Linked DNA regions of Mus musculus: all the other regions are linked to region 4. A link is a loop called in an ENCODE intact Hi-C map of the cell type or tissue named here. Cell type or tissue: heart. All regions are shown on one strand.

What was found. A loop is a pair of places that touch in the nucleus more often than their neighbours do. Peaks named below come from ENCODE experiments on the same cell type or tissue, not always from the same donor. Only the 100,000 strongest peaks of a DNase experiment are listed, where the experiment ranks them.
Region 1: a loop joins it to region 4, with 1.8 times the contacts of the local background. A loop is called at or near these places in 5 of 42 quality-filtered maps.
Region 2: a loop joins it to region 4, with 2.1 times the contacts of the local background. A loop is called at or near these places in 3 of 42 quality-filtered maps.
Region 3: it touches region 4 in a loop (1.9-fold over the local background); 5 of 42 quality-filtered maps call a loop at or near these places.
Region 5: it touches region 4 in a loop (2.4-fold over the local background); 9 of 42 quality-filtered maps call a loop at or near these places.
Region 6: it touches region 4 in a loop (2.5-fold over the local background); 6 of 42 quality-filtered maps call a loop at or near these places.

The regions. Positions count from the first base shown.
Region 1 is chr9:116,328,936-116,332,935 of GRCm38, reverse strand. D730003K21Rik (a long non-coding RNA gene) reads right to left here. Exons shown (of 4, transcript XR_871324.2): 2 at 3,598-3,755. Among named protein-coding and RNA genes, the nearest start is that of D730003K21Rik, 3.6 kb to the right of the region's middle. In heart, a CTCF peak has its summit at 1,936 (motif pointing right); no DNase peak of the experiment used is centred here.
Region 2 is chr9:116,102,848-116,106,847 of GRCm38, reverse strand. It overlaps Tgfbr2 (transforming growth factor, beta receptor II), which reads left to right. Exons shown (of 8, transcript NM_009371.3): 6 at 1,673-1,814. Among named protein-coding and RNA genes, the nearest start is that of Gm31292, 41 kb to the left of the region's middle. In heart, a CTCF peak has its summit at 2,345 (motif pointing right); no DNase peak of the experiment used is centred here.
Region 3 is chr9:116,230,432-116,234,431 of GRCm38, reverse strand. No RefSeq gene overlaps it. Among named protein-coding and RNA genes, the nearest start is that of Gm4668, 43 kb to the right of the region's middle. In heart, no CTCF peak of the experiment used is centred here; DNase peaks (open chromatin) are centred at 1,831 and 2,281.
Region 4 is chr9:116,172,750-116,176,749 of GRCm38, reverse strand. It overlaps Tgfbr2 (transforming growth factor, beta receptor II), which reads left to right and starts at 1,387. Exons shown (of 8, transcript NM_009371.3): 1 at 1,387-1,806. The coding sequence starts at 1,713. It overlaps Gm40582 (a long non-coding RNA gene), which reads right to left and starts at 1,106. Exons shown (of 3, transcript XR_871320.3): 1 at 1,014-1,106; 2 at 731-839; 3 at 1-39. In heart, a CTCF peak has its summit at 1,560; DNase peaks (open chromatin) are centred at 759, 1,469 and 3,099; H3K4me3 peaks cover 2,549 bases; H3K27ac peaks cover 2,377 bases.
Region 5 is chr9:116,087,128-116,091,127 of GRCm38, reverse strand. It overlaps Tgfbr2 (transforming growth factor, beta receptor II), which reads left to right. Exons shown (of 8, transcript NM_009371.3): 8 at 571-3,433. The coding sequence ends at 750. Among named protein-coding and RNA genes, the nearest start is that of Gm31014, 35 kb to the right of the region's middle. In heart, CTCF peaks have their summits at 1,994 (motif pointing right) and 3,045 (motif pointing left); a DNase peak (open chromatin) is centred at 3,037.
Region 6 is chr9:116,378,145-116,382,144 of GRCm38, reverse strand. No RefSeq gene overlaps it. Among named protein-coding and RNA genes, the nearest start is that of Gm31559, 13 kb to the left of the region's middle. In heart, a CTCF peak has its summit at 1,970 (motif pointing right); no DNase peak of the experiment used is centred here.

The DNA.
Region 1 (4,000 bases), 160 kb before region 4:
TTTCTTGTGGCCAATTCTGACTCATAGCTAGATTCCCAAATTATATTGTATCTGCATTAAGCCCATATCCTTGACCCAAGTGTCATTCATGGTGATCAAGCCTTTAAGGCAGCTGTTAACAGCTGCCATTGATTAGCAGTAAGTGAGGGTTGGTGGCCTCTTCGGCTATGTCATGGCTACTCTAGCCCGTATATGTGAACATAGTGAAAGTTCACTTTCTTCTTTGGAAGTGAGTCATTTTTTTCTTTTTAAAGAGTTCAGCACAGGGTAGGGCTGGAGATGTAGCTCAGTTGGTGGAGAGCTTGTCTAGTGTTTGAGAAACCCCGGGTTTACTCTTGAGTACTGTATAAATCTGGCATGACAGTGCACTTTGAAAGTGGAGGCAAGGCGATCAGAAGGTCAGGGTCAGCCTTGGCTACAGAGCAAATTTAAGGTCAGCCTGGGCAACCAAAAACAAAACAAAACGAAAAGGTATCACAGGAAAAGTCAACACAAATGAATGGTTGCATCAGCTCCTTTACTCTGTCATATTTCATATCTATCAAGCTTCATTTGACTGACCAACTTAGGGAGTAATACAGGAAGTCAGTCCTGGCTCACCAGCACAGGAGAATCCGATGGCTACCTTGACACAAATCCCTTACTTAGTTTTGAACCTGTCTAAGGATGAAATTAAAACCGGGATACTTTGTTAGGTATATGCAACTATGATTGTTTTCAAGATGTCCCCTCAGAGTTGTAATTCTGTTAGTCTAGGAGTATGCTGGCTTCTCTCTGCTTCCCTCCCTGTCTCTCCCACACTTCTAAGCTCATAAATATAAATCAAGAGCTTGCAAACATACCCACAGTCTGTTGAACAATTCAGTGCCTCAAGACAACTGGATGGCGTTAGAAACTTGGCTGTCCCTCACCATTTGCCATGTTAAGCTCACAATTTATGCCTGCAGGTGGCTCCTTGCAAATGCAGTTAGGTGTTATACCCTTTGGGAAGGCTTGAGCGCGCCCAATTACCTGGTCTAAGGCTGTATTAATCCTGGTAATTTTCTGCCCGTGGGAAGAGAAGAAGGCAAGTTAAGCCAGAGGAAGTGAAATATGTCACCAGATGCACAGGCCACGGTGGCCAACGCTGTTCAGTAAGAGAGGGATTGAAGCCTGGATCCATTAAGTTCAGGTGGAGTTGGATCTTTCTGGGATCATTAACAAAGATTTGTTTCAATAAAGAGAGAACCTATTTCCTGTGTGAATGCTCTGGGGCTATTATAAAATATGGTGCTTTGTTTCTTCCAAAGTATGGCATCATAGTTTCGTGGAAGAGACACACGTTTGGAATGAGACCAACCCACATTTCCATCACCCTGTGAGATTTAATCCAGTGATGAATACTGCTGTCAGGGTTTGAATGTGAATGACCAAATACAAATTTCACAATTTTTCTTAATATTCATGGGGTCCAGGAACCACAATGACTAGAATGCTGTCTCATAAAAAAATAATATTTAAGATGTTCACCCTTGTAGACAATAAAACTTCAGAAAGGTAGGTAATACTATTTCAAAAGAACATCTCCAGAATCTCCTACTGGCTACAGAGTCGTGCACAGTAGAAAAAAGTGTTCATTACAGCTGTGGCCCACTGAGGCTGTATGGCTCTTTTATTTTTTTATTTTTTTCAGTTGGAAAATAAAAGCTGTCTCTGGAAGGCCATAGCTGAGAGACAAGGAAAAGAATGAATCTTTCACCTACTTCATTCTGGCACAGGACAGCTCCTCACACAGGAAACTACTTCCTTGTGTAGGAACTGCAAACAGGGGTATGGGGGCAGGGGGATAGCTGTGGCCAAGCAGCATTCGCTGGATTCCCCCAAAGATAAAGCCACAAACACTTAGGACTGAGCACTGACCAGTCGGGGGCACTGTCATTTGCATTGTGGAACTTGCATGTTGGGAAACTGTATATGTGTGGCTCCCTCTAATGGAAAGAGAGATGCTTCAAAATGGAGACCTCCAGAGCAGCCTTGCGCGATTCTACTGCTACTCTGTTCTCCTGATCTACCCTGCACCCCGCAGCACACCCTACAAAAATAGTTCCCTTCCCTTTTGATCTAAAGGGCAAAACCCCATCTCCCAACTCCCTGTTTCTCCACTACTGGCTCCTGAAACAAAACTAGGCTACTGGTCTCAAGCGATTGCTGATATAAGGTGGAAGAAAAGAGCAGCAGGCTTTAAAGGAAACAGTGAGAGGAAGAATTACATTTTTTAGGCACAGCAACAAGTTGAAAGAAATGGTTCTGAGTATGGTGATGCCCAGGTGTGTACCAGTTGACACATGTGCACTCAGAGTAGCCAGAAATCATTTCTGATTGGTCTACACTAACATAGTCTATCCAGCACCCAGAGAAGAACAAAGAAGTCTCTGTTATTCCCACAGAATGACAGAATAAGATGGCTGAATAGGACTCTCTGTCATCTCATATGCTGAGCTCAGCCTCCAGATCCAAATATCTAAAGCCTTTTCCCATCACCTACTAACTATGAGTTGCCCATGTGTCCTGATCCCTTGAACCTTCAAATGGACATAATGATGTTATTTTTCTACAGATGGCTCCTGAAAGTTAAATGGGAAAATCTGAGCAAGCACATGACAGACCCAGTGCTCACTCTTCATCACCTTTACATATGGGATCCTGGCCATCTCTGCTGTCCTTCACTCTGTTCCACGACTTGGTAAAATAGAGAGACCCTGTTGAGTAGTCCAACATGTTATAAACAAGGACAAGATGGTAAAGACATCACTGTTGACAGGAAAGCAAAGCCCTTGGGGTGGCCAACATGAGTGAAGCGCCTTTGAAGTGGTGTCTACACTCCTATCACTTTTCATGGGTCCACAGCCCAACCCACTCACTCACCTGGAGAGTTTTCTCCAATTCTACAACCTGGAGAAGGCATTCTCTGTATCTCTCAGGTGCTCAGATACATTATGGCTGTCCCTACTTTGAATACTTCATCTTGTTGTTATTGTTGTTAATTCCAGATTTCTCTTACCAGCTAATTCCAGAAATTTTCTAATGACTCATTTCTAATTCCAAATTAGACACAAGTACTTTTGCATGATAAATAGTTTTGTAAATGCTTACTTAACATTGAGATCAGCCAATATTTTCAGATAGTATCATTACTTTTGGTCAAAATTAATTTTGTTTTATTTTTAATTGTACACACACACATGCCAGAAAAAGACATTGGATTCCCTGGAGTTGGAGTTACAGAAGATAGGTGACAGCCCCACATGACCAGGGACCAAATGGATCTGACCATCTCTCTAGCCCCAACAAAATATCATTATGGACACTAAGACACTACACACAAAACCTGCTCAGGTACAGACATACAACCTTACAGTTAAAAACCTCACTACATAGTGGAAGTTTTGAAAGAAAACATAACAATGCTATATATAATCAGTGAAGGGTCTTAATAACCGTACCCTCCCTGTGACTCTCTAGAAAAGAACCCGGAAGACAGGGAGAGGTATGTGCAACCACAGATGACTGTATTACTGAGGGGAAGTCCCCTTCCTGTCATGAATAAAAGGAACCCACCTGACAAAGGCTCTGTGTTGGTGACAAATTTTCGTGGAAGTGCAAGTATGTGCTTTCAAAACTTCGTTCTCAGGAAGTTGTCGTAGGCTCCATCTTGCCTCTGGGACCCTTTACACACATACACACTCCATGGAGTAAAGATTATTCTGGGGTTCAGGCTGTAGTAAAGTACACAGTAAAGTTTATTACCCAACTCTACAAATTTCCAGACGGCCTTTTAAGAATATACAGCAAGACTTTCTGAAGTCGCTGGCATAAAAGGACCAAGAAAGCAATCTAGGGCTAGAGAGATGGCATGGCTCGGGGCTAGGGGTTTCTTTTCTCTTGCCAAGGACTAGAGTTCAGTTCCTATCACCAACATCAGGAGACTCACAGCTGCCTCTAACTCCAGCTTCAGGAAAAC
Region 2 (4,000 bases), 70 kb after region 4:
ATCAGGTTCCTTTTCTCTGCCAGTTAAAGAATTCAAAGGGAGAAAAATAATCGTGAGGGTGAAAGGTGGCGGTAGAGAAATCTCACATACACAGACAGGAACAGGCAGAATCTGCCACTGAAGTCACGGGTTGACTGGTGGTGAGGAGACACACCACCCAGCAGACAGACAGACAGACAAAAAGATGCTCTGCAGAGCTGAGAGGGACTTGAAAAGCAACAATCCAGACTCTTCTTAAGGGCTGGGGGCTTTCTCTGCTCTGAAGGGCTTTCTTCCCCTAATTTAAGGAAGAAATTGAAGAAAGATAGGACAGCTCATTGGCACAACTCTTACGTACTGTGTCCTGATCCAGCCTTGAACTTGATGGGCCACTCCATCTGGAGACCTACTGGTAGGAGAAAAAGCCTAAAGGTCTTTGTCTTAAGACGCCCGGCTTTGTATCAGGCCAAGAGGGTGCAAAAGAAGCCAGCCATCTTGAAAGTTCACCACCTTAACTACATACCCACTACCTCTCTCTGTCTGCCTTTTAGGGAATCTGTCTGATTCTTAAGTCTCTCCAGAGGATCTGAGCTCAGTTCCCAGCACCCACAGGGTAGCTCAAAACCCTGTAACTCCAGTGCCAGGGGATCTGATGCCCTCTTCTGGCCTCTACAGGCACACTACCCACCACATAAAATAAAATTAAATTAATCTTAAAAAAAAAAAATCTAAGGTATCACAGATGTAGCCCTTCAGGTTGTCTATAACAATTTTGAATGATAGGTTGCATATAATAATATATAGGCAGATTAGTGGCTCTGGGCTGGGGTACTTGTTTGAGCATGCCTAGTACAGAGTCTTTGAAAAGCTTTCAGGGAGAGAAAATAATAGTATGTGTTGTGTCTACCTGTGTAATTCGCATCATTTCAAACAGCACTATGTTGTTTTGTTTTAAGTGCATCTGCACAGGGCTGGGGATGTAGCTTGGTCAGCAGCGTGCTTGTCTAGTGTTCATGAGGACCTCAATTTAATTCCTAGCATCCATAAAAATGGGGTGTGGTAGCATATGCTTATAGTCTCAGTGCTCTGGAAACGGAGGCAGGAGGATCAGTGGTTCAGGGTAATCATCAGCTACAGAGTATGAATCCATCTTGGGCTACACAAAACCCTGTCCAAAAAAACCCCCCAAAAAACCAAAAACCCAAAAACAAAAACAAAAAACCAACAATAAAAAACAACAACAACAAAACAAACCAAAAAGGAACAGAGGAAGGAAGAATGGGCTAAAAGGAAAGAAAATATCATACCTCTAGGGGAGGAGCATTTGCCAGTAAATGACCGCTGGTGGAGAAGGATGAAGAGTTATGTTACTTAAGTGGTATAACCACTGATCTTCACCTATGATCCAGTACTTATCCGAGCAACCCTGATCAAAAGCAGTGGGTCGTTTAAAAAGGTATGCAAGCAGATAGAGGACTAGTTAGCAAAAGGGGGGTCAGAAAAGGTGAGCAGGAAACGAGAGAGGGTAATGAGGGTGAATATGGTCAAAACACATCTCATACACACAGGAAGTTATCTAAGAACAGAGCACGGAACCTCTGGAAACAGACAATCGTTGGCATGGGAGAAGCCTAATCTTTAGTCCCTTCAGAATCAAACGATGGACTTCCTTCTGTGTTTCTTTTGGTCTTAGGTGGGAACGGCAAGATACATGGCCCCGGAAGTTCTAGAATCCAGGATGAATCTGGAAAACGTGGAGTCGTTCAAGCAGACGGATGTCTACTCCATGGCTCTGGTACTCTGGGAAATGACGTCCCGCTGCAATGCTGTGGGAGGTGCGTACTTGGTCACGGCACTGTCAGTGGTGGGATGACGTCATTCTGCGGCCCTCGCTTCCAGATGATGCAATGCTGTCTGTCTCAAGCATGGTTCCAGGGCTCAGCACAGACGCCTGCACTCCACACAGCGAGACAGTTGAGATAGTGTAGCGCATAGCTGTTCTAGGATTATTGGGGATTATTCTGAAGAGCCAAGGTTTCTAAGTGAAAAGCCGTACATCTCCTTTCACACCGCTATATAGAATTACTTTTCTTCCCACCGATATTTTAGTATCTTTTGAGAGGCACTCACTAGAAGCAGAGACGAGAATTACTTCTATTTACCTGAAGGGCAATAGTCAGATGAGCATCTTCCCTTTGTTTCTTCTCGTTTGGATTTAAAGAAGTCGGGGAGGGGGGAGCCTAAATATTTATTCTTGTAGAGATGAATTCTTTTTCACAAAACTAAGCAGGATGGGTTGATATGTCTGTCTGGGGTTTAAAACTCCTCCGAGGAACTGGAACTTAAGGGAGAGAGAGGATGGCTAGCCTCTAAGGCTTCACTCCTGCCTTTCCTCTGTGAACCACAGGAGGGCGCTGTCCAGCTTACTGCCGCCGCCCCCCCCCCCGCCGCCGTGCCCCCCCCCCTCCACCCGCCGGCATTCAGCTCTCTCCTCTCCTCTTTCCTTAATCATTCTCCCCAAGCAGAATGCCACTGCTCTCCCAGGTCCCCTTTCTTTCTCTGCATTCTGCACACCAAGTCCTTTCCACTGTTTGAGACCACCTTAGGGTTCCCATCACTGTGCTGGGATACTGATCAAAAAGCAACTTGAGGAGAAAAGGTTTATTTTGTCTCCCACTTCCGGGTGAGGAATAGCTTATTGTCTGGGAAAGCCAGGGCAGGCTCTCAGGCACTCAAACAAGGAGGAAGGACCCTGAAGAAGAAGCTGATGAGATTATGGTGGAGGAATACTTTTTACTGGCTTGCTCGTCTTTGTTTGCTTACTGATAGCACCCTGCTCAGGAGTGACACTGCCCCAAGTGAGCTGGGCCCTCCCACATCAATCAATCAAAAAGATGCTCCACCAGTCAGTGTGCCAAGGGAATTTTCTCAATTGAGGCTCCCTTTTCCAAAATGACTCCAACTTGTTGTGTCAAGTTGACATAAAACATTTTAGCCAACACCTCGGCTGCTGTTGCCTTGAGTTTGAGAATATAGAAAAGAGCGAACATCCCTTGGGTATTCTACTCCACTTTGTCTTGGGGGTATTGTTCCCAGATGGCCCGGAAGTCAGATTGATAATTCGCTACATTGTATCCACTACCCATTCTCCACCCGGGCTTCCCTCAGGGTCTCACTCGGACAGAGAGCACACCCAAGCCTGATCCACCGGAAGTAATGCTTGATTTCATTCTCTCTGACTTCTGTTTTATACTAGTGGACTTAGAAGGTAGCAAGAAGATCATAGAAAGCTAAGGAGATGGCTTCATCAATCAAGTCTTACCACACAAGCACGAAGGCACGAGTTGAACTCCTCAGCACCCATGTACCATTTGGGGTTTGTAGAGAGGTGTCTATAATCCTAGTGCAGTTGGCTCCAGGTTAGGTGAGAGACCCTGTCACAGTACAGAAAGTGGAGAACAACAGAAGAGTGTTGACACAGTGCCAACCACACACACACACACACACACACACACACACACACACACACACATGTACCCCCTCATAAACATGCACACACATATACATACACACAAAATTAAATTTAAAACAAGATTAATACAGAGAGTGTAATTCCAGCCCTCATGGTGCTAACGAGAGGGGATTTCGTCAAGTTCCAGGTCAGTCGAGGTAAGTTACATAGTAACTTACGGTCCAACCTGGGCTAAAGAGGAAGATTCTGTCCTAAACATACAAACCCATAAACTACAAAAATGCAGAGACTTGAGCCTACCAGTCTGTCATCAATCCAGTTGAAAACTTAGCCTACATCTGAATGAGAAGAAACACTGCAACACTCCCAAGTCACGTGCGTTTCTGGAAGAGGACTTGGGTTAGGATCCCCGCGGATCTGACTCGCATGCTGCTTCTGTGCGCTTCCTTTGCTTTAGCCACTGTAGTCTTCCTGACCCTAATCCTTGTGAAGTTGGAGCAGGCACCTCAGAGCCTGAATTCCACGTTGGTTTTTGCTGGTGTGTTCTCA
Region 3 (4,000 bases), 58 kb before region 4:
CTAAGCTGCATTGCTAAGGAGGGGAGAGGAAACCTCTTGCCCACTGCATTCCTTGGGCGGGCGGAGACATTCCTCCCAGGGGGGTAAACACATTTCTAGAAGAGCAGAGTTCACATACCAGAGTAGTGTAGAAAAGTTCATTATATGCGTGCTATCTGCATGTGCGCGTAGAGTTGTGGGACAGAGCATATGAGTTTTTGTGTGTTCTTTGCATAATTCTTCAATGCACTCATTAATTGTAGGACCTGACAGATGGTTCTTGCTTTATTTCTTTTAAAATTTGGGCGTATTCTAACATGTTGTATTTGTGAAATCTCTAGTATAGCTTTAAGAATCCCAAAATTTAGTATCCACTGAACTAGTGGACAGATGGTGTGTGTGTGTGTGTGTGTGTGTGTGTGCATATGTGTGCATGAGTGTGTGTGTGCATGTACATAGTCATGCATATTTCTGGAGTCCAGAGGACAGCCTTGAGTATTGTTCATCAGGACCATCTCCATTATTGTTTTTATACAGAGTCTCCATAAGTAGGTCAGAAGCTAGGCTAATTCGGAGCCACATTCACTTTTCCATCTCTTCAGGAATGCCATTACAAGCACATGACACCTCTACACAGGTTGTGGTGATTAAACCTCCAATCCTCATATTTCTCCAGCAAACACTTTACCATCTGAGCCATCACCAGAGTCCTAACTCTCATGCTATGAGATGGGGAGACCGAGAAACAGAGAGTAAGAAGTGAATCTCAGGGCTCCCCCAGCTTGGAGGAAGAATGAACTCAGAAGCAGCTGTCCCATGTGACTCCTCCCAAGCCCGTCTAGCAGGCAGTACCTCCAGGTGGAGACACTTTGGGTATAACATCATGGTTTCTGCCCAGAGAAACACACCATACCATACTCAGCCACAGAGCCCAGCAAGCTCAGAGTGAACACCTTATGCTCTGCAAGCAGAGATGTGCCATCCCTCCCACCGCAACTCCCTTACTTCAAATAACTTCACATGAGCTGCTGAGAAGCAAACAAAAGCCACCGAGTCCCACTTTCTGGAGCATGCATTTTTTATGGCTGGCCATGATGGCTTATATATCCATAGTCTTTACTCACTACACCGAGAGAGCACCTTGCCTATTGGACAATGATCAATGAGCTCTTCATTCCTTTGTGCAATAGTGTCAGCACTCAAACTTACAATCAAACTGGAAAGTGTGATGGTGGCCAAGTGGGATGCCTGATTCTCTGTTATGCAACATACTTCAAATAGAATCTATGTGGCCCTGATAGCCTAAAGCAGAGAGTGGTTCAACCTTTCTAATGCTTCAACCCTTTAATACAGTCCCTCTGGTTGTGGTGACCCCCAACCATAAAATTATTTTTGTTGCTAATTCATAACTGTAATTTTACCTCTGTTCTGAATGTAAGTATCCGTGTTTCCAGATGGTCGTAGGTGACCTTTCTAAAATGGTCATTCAACTCCTTAAAGGGGTTGTGACCCACAAGTTAAGAACCATTGGTCTGAAGGACACATTTTACCACCTGTGCATGCAGTAGAGACTGGAGCTTTGGATTCTCTGTGTTTCTTAGAAACCATATGTGATGGTTGGCTAGTCTTAACTTCAACTTGATAGAACCTGGAACCAATAGGAAGTAAGTCTCTAGACATGCTTGTGGCGCTTCAGCTTGATTATGCTAATTGGCACAGGACTATCCATCTTTATGGCAGGCAGGACCATTTTCTAGGGAAGGAGGTCCTGGACTGTATAAATGGACACAGTGAGCTGAGCAGTGGCCACGTGTGTTCCTTTGTCTCGGCTTCCTGAGTGTGGATACGATCTGATTGGCTATTTCCAGTCCCCGCCCCCTTCACTTTCCCACAGTGACAGACTCTCGCCCGGAACTAAAACCAACCCTTTCTCCCTTGAGCTGCTTTTCTCAGATCGCTTCACCACAGCAACTGGAAAAGAAACTACCAGTGTCTGTGAGTTCAAAGCCAAGACTTCTCCAAAGCCCAGGCATATGGAGGGGCCGGTGGGATTAGCACTGCCTCGTGCTTACATTGTTATTGTTGTTGTTGTTTGGGTTTTTCTTTTTTCTTCATGCTAGATTCAGAAGACAATGTTTTCTTAAAGCTAGAGCGGAAAGATCCACCCAATCGCAGGCCGTTTGGTGCCTGGTCTCATCGCCATGGCCGTGATCCTGTTATCCACCAAGTAGATATTGAAATAATCCAAGTTATTCACTCCACAAAACCAACAGCCCTGGAAAGTTGGCAGGCATGCTTGTTTAAACAAGGCTCCCAAGCTTTCTACTGGCAGGTGTTTCCAGAGTTCTTGGAGCACAATTCTTTGGATAGGATATTTGCCAATATACATAGCAACGGGGGTGGGGTGGGGGGAGCATTTTCCTTTAACACAGTGCAGACACCAAAATGCCTTAAATGCAAAGCTGGATATTTGGTGTACTTACTTATTTTGGCTCTGGGTCACAAAATCAACAATTATAACAATAATAAAACCCTCTGAATCTTAGGACCCAGAGCCCCGATGTGAGACGGTGTGGGACAGATTTGCTTATCTATCTGCACCCCAACATGGCTTCCCCAGACTTCTCCACAGGGTGACTCGTGTTTGGTTCTGCCAGCTTTGACAATTCCACGGTCTCCTGAATGTCCCATTCTCTGACTAATTCTGCTTGAAATTGGGGCTGGAGTTGGTAGGGAAGTTCATAGGATGGACGCAGAGCAGGTAAGGCTCCATTCTCCCCTCTTGAGCCTCAGACATTGATTTCAGTTATTCGTTATTCCTAAATCCTGCTTTCCGAAATTGAAACCTGGGATGGCTTTCGAAGCCCATGGCCAGCTTTATAATTTGCTCCTTGGCAGCCAGACCAATTCATATTTTCTGCCATCAGATCAGTTCCCCCAGCCTTCAATTAAACTTGACATCAGTTCTGGAACCCCACGAAAGAGGAGTAATCCTGTGTCTCCTCCTAAACTAAATGAAAATAAATAGAAGCTTAAGACCGAGAAAGCAGGGGTGTGAGAAGAGGAAACACTAAGCCACCTAAGCATTGGTAGGGAAAGGCTTCGACTCTCCAAAGCAGTGAAAATATTTCTCGCTTAGGCAGGGCTTGTGGTCATTAATGCTGCCCAGTGAAAATAAGGGTTTTCAGCTCTGCCTACAAAATCTTAGAATGTTAGTCGGAACTGAACAGCATTTAAAAATCATCTCTTCTGAAAGGTGTGAGCTATTTCTCTATGTGTGTGTCTTGGTGTTTGTGTCTCTGTCTGTCTTTTTGTCTGTCTGACTCTCTCTCCCTTACCCGCCCCTGTCTGTCTGTCTGTCTGTCTGTCTCTGTCTCTCTTGTCTCTGTCTCTGTCTCTCTTGTCTCTGTCTTTCTCTGTCTCTGTCTCTCTCTGTCCCGCCCCCACCCCGTCTTTGGGAGTCGGATTCCTCCTTTCATCTTCCTATGGCTTAGGATTGTACATCGAGTGTTTTGTCTTGTTTATCTGAAGCTTGGGGACAATTTCATTAGAGTTTAAGATGGGAGGGGGTGGGAGAACTGTGCAGGCAAGCTCTAAATATTGGCAGCTGCCTGGAGAAGAGAGAAAGCCACACTCCTTGCAACACAGGGTAACAAGCAGCTACAAGACAAAAGAAGAAAGGGGTTTTCAGAAAGAGTGAAAAGAGCCTCAAGTGCCAGGAAACCATCCTTAGCCTTTGCCCAGAATTGAGAAGAGGGATAAAAAATCATGTATTTGTTTTCTTTCGAAAGATACCATGATAGTCAAAGTAGGGGTGGTTTTTAGACAAATAAAAGAGGGAGGAAATGTGGTTAAGGTAGAATTTGATTGGAGAGATCTAAGTTCAAATAGCAGTATTACCACCTCCACAGAAGGTATCCGAAAGCAGAGCCTTTCGGTTCAATCGAGGTTGGATTGTGTCGCCTTTTCCTGTAGCCCTGAAACCAACTGGTTAGAATCTCCGGGTTTTGTTTCCTTGATG
Region 4 (4,000 bases):
GACCCGAGTTCCAGAAGGTTCTATGTCCTTTTATAGCTTCTGCAACAGGCATGCACATGATGCACATACAGACATGAAAGCAAGGTACTCACACATACAGTAAAATGAACCCTTAAAAACAAATCAGGCAGCTAGGCAGTGGTGGCACACGCCTTTAATCCCAGCACTTGGAAGGCAGAGGCAGGCAGGCAGATTTCTGAGTTCGAGGCCAGCCTAGTCTACAGAGTGAGTTCCAGGACAGCCAGGTCTATACAGAGAAACCCTGTCTCAAAAACCAAAAAAACAAAAAAACAAAAACAAAAAAACAGGCCGTGCTGCACACAGACAGGCGCACGCGCGCACGCACACACACACACTGTAGAGATTGTCTCTGGAAAACATGGTCACCCCAGAAAGAATGGAAATTTTGATGGGTCTTCCTACTGATAGCCTTTCTACCTCCAGCCAAGTATTTTCTCTCCTTACTCGAATTATCTTATCGAAGAGCGATCATTGAAAAGCAGACTCCACCACCAAAGACACTTTTTTTTGTTGTTTTTTGGGTTTTTGTTTGTTTGTTTGTTTGTTTTCCCAGACAGTATAGCTTTGGCTGCCCTGGAACTCACTCTGTATAATAGGCTGGCCCTGAACTCACAGAGACCCGCCCACGTGTGCCATCATCGTCTGGCCCCAAACATACTTTAATTTCTTTAGTTTCTTAGAGGCAACACCCTGAAAATATCAGCCCTACCTTGATCACAGAGCTTCACCCAGCAAACCACGCCCAGGAAACGGTCCTTCCAATGGGAGGCTCTACCCAGGTGCTCATTAGACATGCAGACACTCTGGGTTCAGACCTACTGAACCAGAACCTGCAGGTTAGCTAAATTCACAACCCAACGTGATTAATACGCACATTAAACTCTGAGACAAACTCCTGGATTTTGTTCCACAGTAAAAAACAGTCCTTTACAACGTGATCACACATGCATGTACATAAAACTGAAACTAAGCTCTAGTGAAGAAGTGCTTACCTTTATTTTATTAGGGGAAGCAACGTGTTCGGGACTCTGAAGCTACATTTCAGAGCTCTCTCCTGGGTCTCAATGGAATTATGAAGCCCCTGGGAGTAATGCCTAGAAGGTGTGGGGGTGCCTGGAGGTGTATCAAGGAAAGTGGTTTACACCACTTTCGAGCTTGTTTTGCGAAAAGTGCGCTTAGTCACTTCTGAGTTTGAACTTGGAGCCCAGACTTGGCGGGGTGGGGGTTGCGTGGGAGCGCTGGGAGTGGGCAGCTAAAAGTTTGTAGAGTCCAGGCAAGGTCCAATCCAGCGGCCTTGATTGGCGGCCGGAGGAAGGCGAGGGCTGGAAGCTGGAGGAGAGGGCCGGAGCTGGAAGGCTCTCCGGCGGCGAGAGGTCCTGCCCAGCTGTTGGCGAGGAGTTTCCTGTTTCCCTCTCGGCGCCCGGGTAAAGTTGATGAGTGAGTCACTCGCGCGCACCGACCGACGACACCCCCCGCGCGCGCACACGCTCGCCTGGGGGACGGAGCCCCAGCCTCCTGCTCAGCTCTCCTCGGCCGCCGGGGGCCTCCTCCGGGCCTCCGAGCTCCGGGGATCGCCGGCCACATCTGGCCCGCATCCTGAGAGGGCGAGGAGTAAAGGCGCAGCCCGGGGTCCCCGAGGCTCGGTTCGTGGCGCACCAGGGGCCGGTCTATGACGAGCGACGGGGGCTGCCATGGGTCGGGGGCTGCTCCGGGGCCTGTGGCCGCTGCATATCGTCCTGTGGACGCGCATCGCCAGCACGATCCCGCCGCACGTTCCCAAGTCGGGTGAGTGAGTGGCCAGGGCGCGACCCTGGGGGTTCACTGGGGCTCCCCGCTCCTCCTCCAGCCCCCAGGGCAGCGATTGACAGTCGGCCGCGGGACCCGGTGCGAGAGCGGAAACGGGAAGTTTGTAGCGGCCCGAGTCGGTTCAGGCCCGCGGGGATCCGGGCAAGATCTCTCGCAAAAGAGCAGGACAGTCCACTTGCAGGGGACTTGGGGACGCTCCTGACCCCCTTTGTGCGCGCACGAAAGGCCAGGTCGGCCGCGAGGGGCCTGGAGCCCCGGAAAGGGAAGTTTAAGAAGTTGGAACTTGGAGGAGCATCGGCAGGGGACTGGACGCCCAGCTGCTGCACACCTGGGCCGCTTACTGCCCTAGACACCGCGACTGAGCCAGACTCTCAGTCCTCAGCTTTGCCATCTCGGGAGGGATTCTGGGCCGTGACTCACTGGATACAAGTTAGAGAAGAGAACTGATCTCTATCCTCGCTGATTCCTGGCCTGCCGGGATGAGGACCCAGTGAGGGTGGTCAGGTTGATGGCTGAGAAAAATCTAGTGCATGCCTACTAAGTGATGGACTATAGGGATGCTGCCTGGAATGAAAGATCTCAGCAGCTACTATTCAATGGAAACACCTAACCCAGGTTGTCCTCCAGGTCCCATCGCAGGGGTTAGTTAAGGGAGAAAAGCAGGCTCTAGGGCTCCTTCCTAAGGGTTTGCTTGGAAAGTTTAAAATCTGGCATTTTAACTCTAAAGTTAGAGTTAGGGCCACGATCTGGGCAAGTCACATGACTCTGGGCCTCAGTTTTCCCTACTGTACAATGCAGTGGTTCAGTTTGTGAAAGTTTACACTCTTTTCATCACTGGCTTTCCATGACCTTCCCTAGTAACTAAGAGGATGGCCAGGGTCGATTTGGGGTGAAATGCAGAGATTGCGGTGGCCGTGTGTGTGTGTGTGTGTGTGTGTGTGTGTGTGTGTGTGTGTGTGTTGGGGAGCGCGGAAGTAGGGTGCAAGAGAGCTCGTTGCAGACATCGGTAGTTGAGGTGATTTAAGAGTTTTGGATCGTGTTGCAAACAGCAGTGGACCATTTCAGAAGGGAAGAGCCACACAAAGGGAAACAGCAAAAATCCTAACAGGTTTTAGTCCTGTTGCTTCATAAAGTCCGCGTTCGTGTCGTTGGTTTCCATTGAAGTGCAGTTCCAGAAAGGTCAACTGTCTCTCATGTTAACCCAGGCCCTTAAAGCTGGCTTGGGAGATTTAGCTCAGTGGCTAAGAGTGTTTGCTGTGCAAGCTTGAGGACGTGAGTTCAAATCCCGAGGGCCCATATGCAAAGTTGGGTGTGGTTCTTTGCCAGCCCAGCACTAGTGAGAGAAGACTGGAAACCCTTTGGAAATTGCTCGATGCCAGGTTAGCTCTAGGTTCGGAGAGAGACTCAAAGAGAGTGATAGAGACTCATGGAGAGTGACAGAGGACCCCTGGTCTCCTCCTCTGCCCCTTCCTGTGCTCACAAACCCTACCCCAAGCACATATAGACACACACAAGAAAAAAAAATTAAAAGAAAAAAAAAACCCTGCTGGGTTTTGCTGAAGACCATCAGAAAGAATATCCTTCCCTTTGTGTACATAAAACGTTTGCTTTAGCTCGAGAAGAACCGAAGTCCAGAGGCCCCAGTTTGAGTTTTGTTTACAAGATTAAGATTTGTGATTTTCGAATTCCAGGCTTTGTAGCTTGTGAGTCATATTTATGCACAGTTTTAAACAATTAGCTGACTGACTTGGTGGATCTTTTTAATTTGGGCTTTAAATAGTTTTATAAGACGGAGAGGGCTTTTTTTTTTTTTTTTTAACATTTTATGGAATTGCCATTCCAGGATGTTTGGACAGTTCGTTTTGAGTTGTACCTATGTGGTCAAAGTTTTTAAAGATGGTTTTAAGTGGGAAGACAGCTCCTAGGGAAAGGGCGCGTGGAAGGACACTTGGAATTCCACTGGCCTTCTCAGTTTCCACAGAGGGGAAAGGTGTAGAGATTTGTCCTGACAGAGTGGTAAATTGTGAGGCAGTTTCTCAAGATACCTTAATGCAATAGACAAAGGGAAGGAACAAGATTCTTTACAAAGTCCCAGTCAGTCCAAGACAAACACATGTCTTATGCGTACCAGCCTGACAGATGAGCAAGCGATTTCAGCGTAAGAGAAATTTAC
Region 5 (4,000 bases), 86 kb after region 4:
TGGGCTTGAGGGTCCAGCTCCATTCAAACAGAAGGGTACCTATGGGCTAGCACGGTTACAGTTTGAAAGAAGAAAATCTCCAGAGGCCATGAAAGAGTCAAGGGAAAGAGAGAGCCCAGCTTAAAGTGAGGAACGGAAGTCCTTCAGACCCTGTAATGGATATATCTGTTACATTCTATACAATGTATGCCACCATGAGTAGACCCTAGGCACTGGAGAGATGGCACTATTGCAAATTAGGGTGAGGACCTGAGCTCGAATCCCCAGTACCCATGTAAAAAGCTGGTGGCCATGATGTAATCCTGTAAGACAAGCACAGAAGGAAGAGGAGGCAGAAGGATCCCAAATCAGTGAGCTCCAGGCTCAATGAGAAACCCTGTCTCAAAGAGTAAGGTGTCTTTGAGGAAGACAGCTGACAGTGACCTTTGACCCACACCTACCTACACATGAACACATAGAAAGAGTGAGCCTTATTCTGAACTGTGGACCTTGTTAATGATGTATTGATACTAACTCCATGGAGACCACCCACTGACGGTGCCCTTGGGACCCCCCTCCTTTCCTCTGCAGGGCATCCAGATCGTGTGTGAGACTTTGACCGAGTGCTGGGACCATGACCCCGAAGCCCGTCTCACAGCACAGTGTGTGGCAGAGCGCTTCAGTGAGCTGGAGCATCCGGAGAGACTCTCTGGGAGGAGCTGCTCCCAGGAGAAGATTCCAGAAGATGGCTCGCTGAACACTACCAAATAGCTTTTTCTGGGCAGGCTGGGCCAAGCCTCCAGAAGCCGTCCTCTAGCCAAAGACCAGAGGCAGCAGGATTCTCTCCTGACTGATGCTTCTGGAAAACCAAGGACTTGCTCCCTTCTTCCCCAGGAGCTGCCCCGTGTTTAGAAGCGGCAGCAGCAGCAGCAACAACCATAGCGGCGGTGGCAGCGGCGGGGGATGAGTGACAGAGAGCGTCCTATGCCTTGGAGACTGTCATGGCATAAGCTGTGCTAGCACCTCCTCAGGAAATGAGATTGATTTTTACAACAGCCAATAACGTTTGCACTTTATTAATGCCTGTGTGTAAATACGAATAGCTATGTTTTATATATATCTATATATCTATATGTCTATATCTCTCTATATATAGCCATACTCTGCAAGGAGACAAAGAAAATGATCAAATGTGTTCCCCGGGGAATTAGTTTTTATTGGAGAGCTCTAGAATGGAGCAGAAGGGACTCGGGATAGCGTTAGCACTTGACAATCAGTCACACAAGCAACGATCCCCTGACAGCAGGGTTGGGGGCACAATTGTATGAGAAGGATCCATGCCTTGCAGCCTGCTTTGGCCACAAAACACTTTGTTTTGCAATAATGACCCTCTACAGTAGGGTGCTTTATGGACCAGGGAGCTGAGCTCCAGTCCAGCACTGAGTCCCAGGATCTCCCATGTGTCTTTGCTTCTCTTGGTTGTTATCTTTGACATTCAAGCCCCACTCTGACTTGTGAACCTTCTGACTTAGCCTTGAAACTTGGCCCCATTTTTCTGCTTTTACGGGCTACCAAAAATCAAAGAAGACCGTTCCCCACCCATGAAATTGGCCTACCATCTACTAATAAGATTGAGTTCTTTGATCCTTTCCTGTGCATAAGTAACTGTTATTTGTTCCCTGCCATTATCCTTTGTTGATTTTTTTAAAACAAGGCACACCCTACACTCAGCCCCTCAGCCTCACTGTGTTTAATTTTTGTCGCTCTGCTGCTGGGTCTTCCAGCTTGCCATGGCAACACCAGTGGGTTCCATTATCCCAGCCTCCCAAATAGCGGACAGGATTTGAATGGCGCACGCTGCCCATACTGTACAGCTGTGTCCGGGGACTCTTTGAACCCTCCTTTTCCTCGATCAACACACTGTCGAAAAAGTTAGTTGAGCTTCTTTAGAACTATTTGGGAGGTTGCAGAGAAGCTTAGATTCCCCAATAAGCAGAGGAGGTGGTTCCTAGCTCCGCCCCCAGGGGGCATCATTTCCAGCAAGAAGGGCATGGCTGCAGCTGCCTCACTGCTCACTCCTAAGCCTCCAGACTTCCCATTACTCACACCCACCCCAGTCTGGAAATGAAAGCTGCTTCCAGTCAGGATCCATTGTAAGAAAAGTGCGTTCGTGAGCATGGAGAGATAGCAAGTAAAAATGGTTGCACCACAAGCAAGACGACCTGAGTTCAACCCCTCCAGAACCCACGACAAAAGTCATGTTCAGTGGGGCACTCTTATCATCTCAGCCCTGGGAAGACGAACACCCCTGGAAGCCCAGGGCTAGGAAGATTGTCTCCAAAGCAGGGTGAGCAGCACCCTGAGGAACATCTGACATTGACTGACTTCTGGTCTCCATCACAGGTGCACCCACGAACACCCACACACACGTGCACACACTAGAAATGTGCATTCATTTCACCCTGTTCTGGGAACAGATTGGATTGCACAAAACTTATCTGATGTTATGATTTGAAATTGACATAAATTGGACATCAGGAGACCACCTGTGTGTGACCTCATTAGGTCAGGGCTCTTTGTATGCATAATAAGTTTCATCTGCCTCTGCAAGGGAACCTCTCTGCTCTAAGAATCTTTCTTTATGGCTACTGGTCTCTGCATGGTCCTAACCTTGGCAGAAATTACAAGTGCATATTTGAACAGGGGTCACACAGGACTCCTGTGTAGAGACAGGGACTCTGTGTCCACTTGGATGAGAGCAGGGAATGAGCTTTAAAAGGAAACTTGTTAATCCCCCAACAAATGTGGATGTTGCAAACCAAAGTCTGTCTTGTTAAGAAATTGTGTTTTTGAAGCGACTTATTTTCAACCAAATAGGAGCATGATTGGAGAACCACCAAGGGGGCCTTTTGTTCTGTTTGGTCAACATGGTCAAATTGGGGGTAGGACAAAAATCTATGTGTTCTGTGGCTTCGAACACCATGGAAACCCCCAAGCCCACTTGCTTCTTTTGGATTGCCAGTGCTAACCCAGTAGCTGTTGTTCACCGCCCTCTAGCGGGGAATTTACAGAATGCTGGTCCACTAGTGGGATTTCTAGGGTTCAAAAGTGACTTCACTTCCGGGTCATCATCAGAAACTGGAATATGGTGTCATGTTACTGTGGCTTGTTTTGTTTATGTCATTTCTTTTCTTTATTCAAGAAAAAGACCAAGGAATAGCATCGCTGTCATTCCTCAAAGTGTTGACTCTTGTTCACTACTCTACATAAAGGGAAAGTTTTATTCTTTTATTGAACACTTCGGCCATATTCATGTATTCAAATAGGAATGTGAATGAATGCACAATATTCTTTTTATATCAAAACCTAAAGCACTTATTTTCAATCTATGCAGTGTTTGTCTTTTATATAAATAAAAATGTCTAGTAGATCAAATAAATCCAAAGTCCGCAGACCACCTTGCCTCTTGTTGCTGTCCCCAGTAGCTAAACCCACTTCACACACCAGACTATTCTTCAGCATGGCCAAAAATGTCCTTTTGTGCTCTTCCACATGGATTGTCCATGAGTAGTACTGTGAGCGCATTTCCCTGAGCAGATGTGCCATGTCTGATCACCTCAGATTGTGTCACCAGGGACAGAACAAAGTAAAGATCCCGTCAAAGTCCCACTTGTCAAGCAAACAAGTTGTCATGCTTACTAACAGAGTCTGATACAGGGCAAGTTCCAGGAGTGTGAATCACCCACAGAGTTTCACCCCCACATGAACGCTGACTTCCCCAGAGCTGCACAGACTAAGCGCCCTTCTGTTAGCCTCCCTGTCCCCACACACGCTAGCTCATCCTGAGACCATAGAATCACTTGCAGCTTGGCCAGAAAGACAGACATCCGGGAGGAAGGTATAGAAAAGTGTGGGTGGGATCTAAGGGAAGGGTCTGATGACCTCTGCTTCTGGGAGAGAATATGGCAACAGCCCCGTCTTGGAGGTCTCTTGTGGGTAGTCACAGTGCTCTGATGGAGAC
Region 6 (4,000 bases), 210 kb before region 4:
AGCATATACACAAGCAAATTCATACATTAATAATTAAAAAGTAAGATCTATCTGGGGGTGATGGTGCATACCTTTTTAATGACAGCATTTAAGAGGCACAAAGATGGGTAGATCTTTGTGAATAAGGTCAGACTCATCGACATCTGACTTCCAGGCCAGCCCAGGCTACCTAGTGAGAGCCTATCTCAATAAGTAAATTTTCAAACAAATGAAAAACACATAAACAAGAATTTTTTTATGAGGACAGTAATGGATTATTGTTTTCAGCCATTAAATAACCATATTTGGAAGAATTATCACATTTCTTCATTTTAGGGTTAATTTAATTAATTGAATAGGACAGGAAGTTTAGCCACAGTCTGTGTAGATCGCTCCAGGTAAAAGCACATGCCACACAAGGCTGATGACCTGAGTGTGCTCTCTGGATCCAAGGAAAGGTAGAAGGAGAAGTGACTCTGTGAAGTTGTCCTCTGAACCTTCGCACGCACTGTGGCGCACACACACACACTGTGACACACATGTATACACACACACACCACAAGTAATGATAATAACATTTTAAAGATCTGTTTTACTCTTAGTCATGTGCATACATGTGTGTTGTGTGGGGATATGTTCATGTGTATATAGGCATCTTTAGAGGCCAAAGAGGAAATCAGCTCTCCTGCAGCTGGAGATACAGGCAGTTGTGAGTTCCCTAATAGCTGTGGGTGCTGGGAGCAGAACTCTAGTCTACTGGAAGCACCCTTAACCACTGAGACATTTTGCCAGCTCAGAAAATGTTTTTCTTAAGTGTGTAAAAGATGTATAGATATAGATATAATGATATGTCTTATCTGATTTTATTTATGCCAATATATGTAAATACAAACAGATTTGGGATTATTTTCAAAATGTTCATAGAAATTACGGTTATGGTTGATTATTTTTTCTTTTTATAATTTTTAAGAGGGCTAGAGAGATGGTTCCGTGGTTAAGAGCACAAGCTGCGCTTACAGAGGACTGGGGTTCAATTCCCAGCACCCACATGGCAGCTCACAACTGTCTGTAGCTCCAGTTCCAGGGGCTCTGACACCTGCATACCAATGCATATAAAATAAAGTTAAAAAAATACCTTTTAGAATTTTTTTTAGGAAAACCAATAGTAAAGCAGACTCTCGGTTTCTTTTGTATTTTAAAAAAAACACCGAAGAATTAACAGCTTGTCAGTTTTTTAAAAACCTCAAGTTGCCTGCTTGATTATTGTTTCTGAAGTAATTCTTGAATGGAGGAGAATAATGCATTTTTTTTTCAGCTAAAGGAAGAAAGGGAGGAACATGAAGTCAGACCTTGGCAACAAGCTCACAGTCACGTTGTGCATGGTGTGGCTGCTAGCATGTGAATGAAGACCTTAACACCAGAATGCAAATGTGGCCTGAAAAGCAAACACAAGCCATATATCAAGGTTGTAAAATCACAGACCCTGAAGAAAACAGTCCCAAATGCGTATGTTTTAAATGTTGAAGTTCTTATATGACCAGGACCTCTGTATTAGTCAGGGTTCTCTAGAGTCACGGGACTTATGGGTAGTCTCTATATAGTAAAGGAATTTGCTGATGGCTTACAGTCTGAAGTCCAACTCCCAACAATGGTCAGCAGCAGCTGTGAATGGAAGTCCAAGGGTCTAGCAGTTGCTCAGTCCCACACGGCAAGCAGGGGAAGGAGAGAGAGTTCAAAGATCAACCCAGATGCCAACTTAGGAGGAAAACAAACAAACAAACAAACATGAGTTCCCTTCTCCCTTGAGTCTTCATGTTCCACTAACTGGTGTTGCAAGGATGTTCCACATAGACTGAGGATGGGTAAAATTTAGCCTCCAATGTAGTCAACAATGAAACTTAAAAAAAAAATCCAGTTATGTTTTTTGATATTTTGTTGTTGTTGTTGTTGTGTATGTGTGACTGTAAGAAAATGTGTGTGCAGGTGTCTGAGGAGACCAGAAGAGGGCATTGGTTCCCCTGGGGATGGAGTTACAGGCCATCAAAGATTGAGTGCTGCTGTCCCATCCCTGCAAGGGCTTCCAGTGCCCTTGACTGCTCACCCATCCTTTCAGGCCTATAAGTACCTACTTTATTTACTCCTCTGCATTAAGGCTTGCATTGGAACTGTTTTTCTTGCATGGCTATCCTCCCATCCTGACCTTCAGCTCTTATTCTCTGATGTGAGGCAGACCTGTTTGTCAACCAGTAGCTGGAAGAGAGGCAGTGGCAGGTCGCCTGTCTGACTATTTTAATTTTAATTTTTATGTGTATATGCTTGAGTCTGTGTGTGAGCATGTGCACATGAGTATAGTTCCTGTGTAAGTTAGAAAAGGGTATCAGATCCCCTAAAACTGGGTTATAGATGGTTGCGAGCTACCACATGAGTGCAGAGAGGCCCTCTGGAAGAACAGCAAGTGCTCTTAACTGCTGAACCATCTCTCTAGCCTGTTTCACTCTTTAAAACTAGTATTGTATCTGTTTTATGAAAAAGATGCTTCTTCTAAATAATGTACACATCATAATCTCATCAACATAAGAGAAGAGTAGCAAGAAGCCTGAAAGCCTACTATGATGGATATGTCAGGCTTCATCCAAGCAGTGCCTACCTGCTAAATTCTAGAGAGACGACCAGTTCTCTGATGAAGCACTAGATAACTCAGAAGATAACCCAACCCTGTGCACCTACTAATTATCACCACCAGTGGAAGTAATGATAATAATTTAGGTTTTTAAAATTAAGCACATTATCTCTGATAAGGACTTTGTCTTACATTAACTGGGACCCTGAATTAATCATGAGCTATATATATATAGTCTATACTAAGTGAGTCTGCTTCCTTAGCAAAAGCACAGAGCCCATGTATAGGTTCTGGACAATGTCTAGGTTTGCAGGCATGAGGGTGCATGCATGATTGTTATCCCTGTTCTCAGATGATGAACGACTGTATCTGTGTATTTGAGGCCATTCTGGTCAACACAGAAAGACCATGTCTTATGTGAGAAAAGTGGAGAGGGAGATAAAGATGGAGAATGAGAGGGAGAAAAAAAAAGAGAGGGGGGAAAGAGGGATGAGTGGGAGAGGGAGAGAGGGAGAGACGGAGGGAGAGGGAGAGGGAGAAGATAAAAGAGTAAATAAAAGGGGAGGAAGGAGCCTTGTGGCCTAGCCTGCATCACATTTCTATCAGTAAACTTGGGGTGGTGGCCTGTTTTATGAAAATCTATTTTCTTCTTTTTCCCTCCTCCTTGGTTACCATTTAATATAGAAAAAAATGTCCACTTGGGTTTTGTGTCAGTTCTGTTTGTTTTTTGACGGTATAGGAGAAACATTCTCACACTGGACTTTGACAGAGAGCTTGGGTGTGATCCGTCTCTTCTAGAAGCTGAGCTCATACCCTCTCATCCTTCTGTGCTGAGGTTTATTCAGGAAGAGATCCCAGGAGCTTCTGTGTCTCTCCTACTGCCTGGTCGTAGTCAGCCTGTCCTTTACTAATGCTTGTTGCTTGGTACATTGTCCTTAGGTATCAATAATCTGTAATCATTGTTCATGATAGATAAAGGGACTTAAGGAAGATATCAGCTGGATGTTTAAACAAATGTTCACTGTTGGAGGAATTGCATGTGGGTGAGTGTTGGGAACTTTTTGGCCAGCACTCCATATAAGGACCCTTGTCACACAACCAGGAGAGATGGGCTGCAGTATCTGGCCTGCCGGGTCACTGTCCTGCAAGAAAGGACTAGCCAGCTCTTAGGGGTGAAACTTAGAATCTAGAAAACTCTAAAGATCTCTGTCTTCAGAGCTTAAAGACAGAGTAACTGGTTGCTTTCAGTACTTGTTTATTGCATAAATTGTTCACAAACGGTAATGGTCCTGATATGAAAATATAAAAATAAGAACATATATTGGAATAAAATCAACATCATCCAAAATTACACCATACAAAAGTAGCTTTCCTAAGGTATGCCTCTAAAGGTAGGTGTGT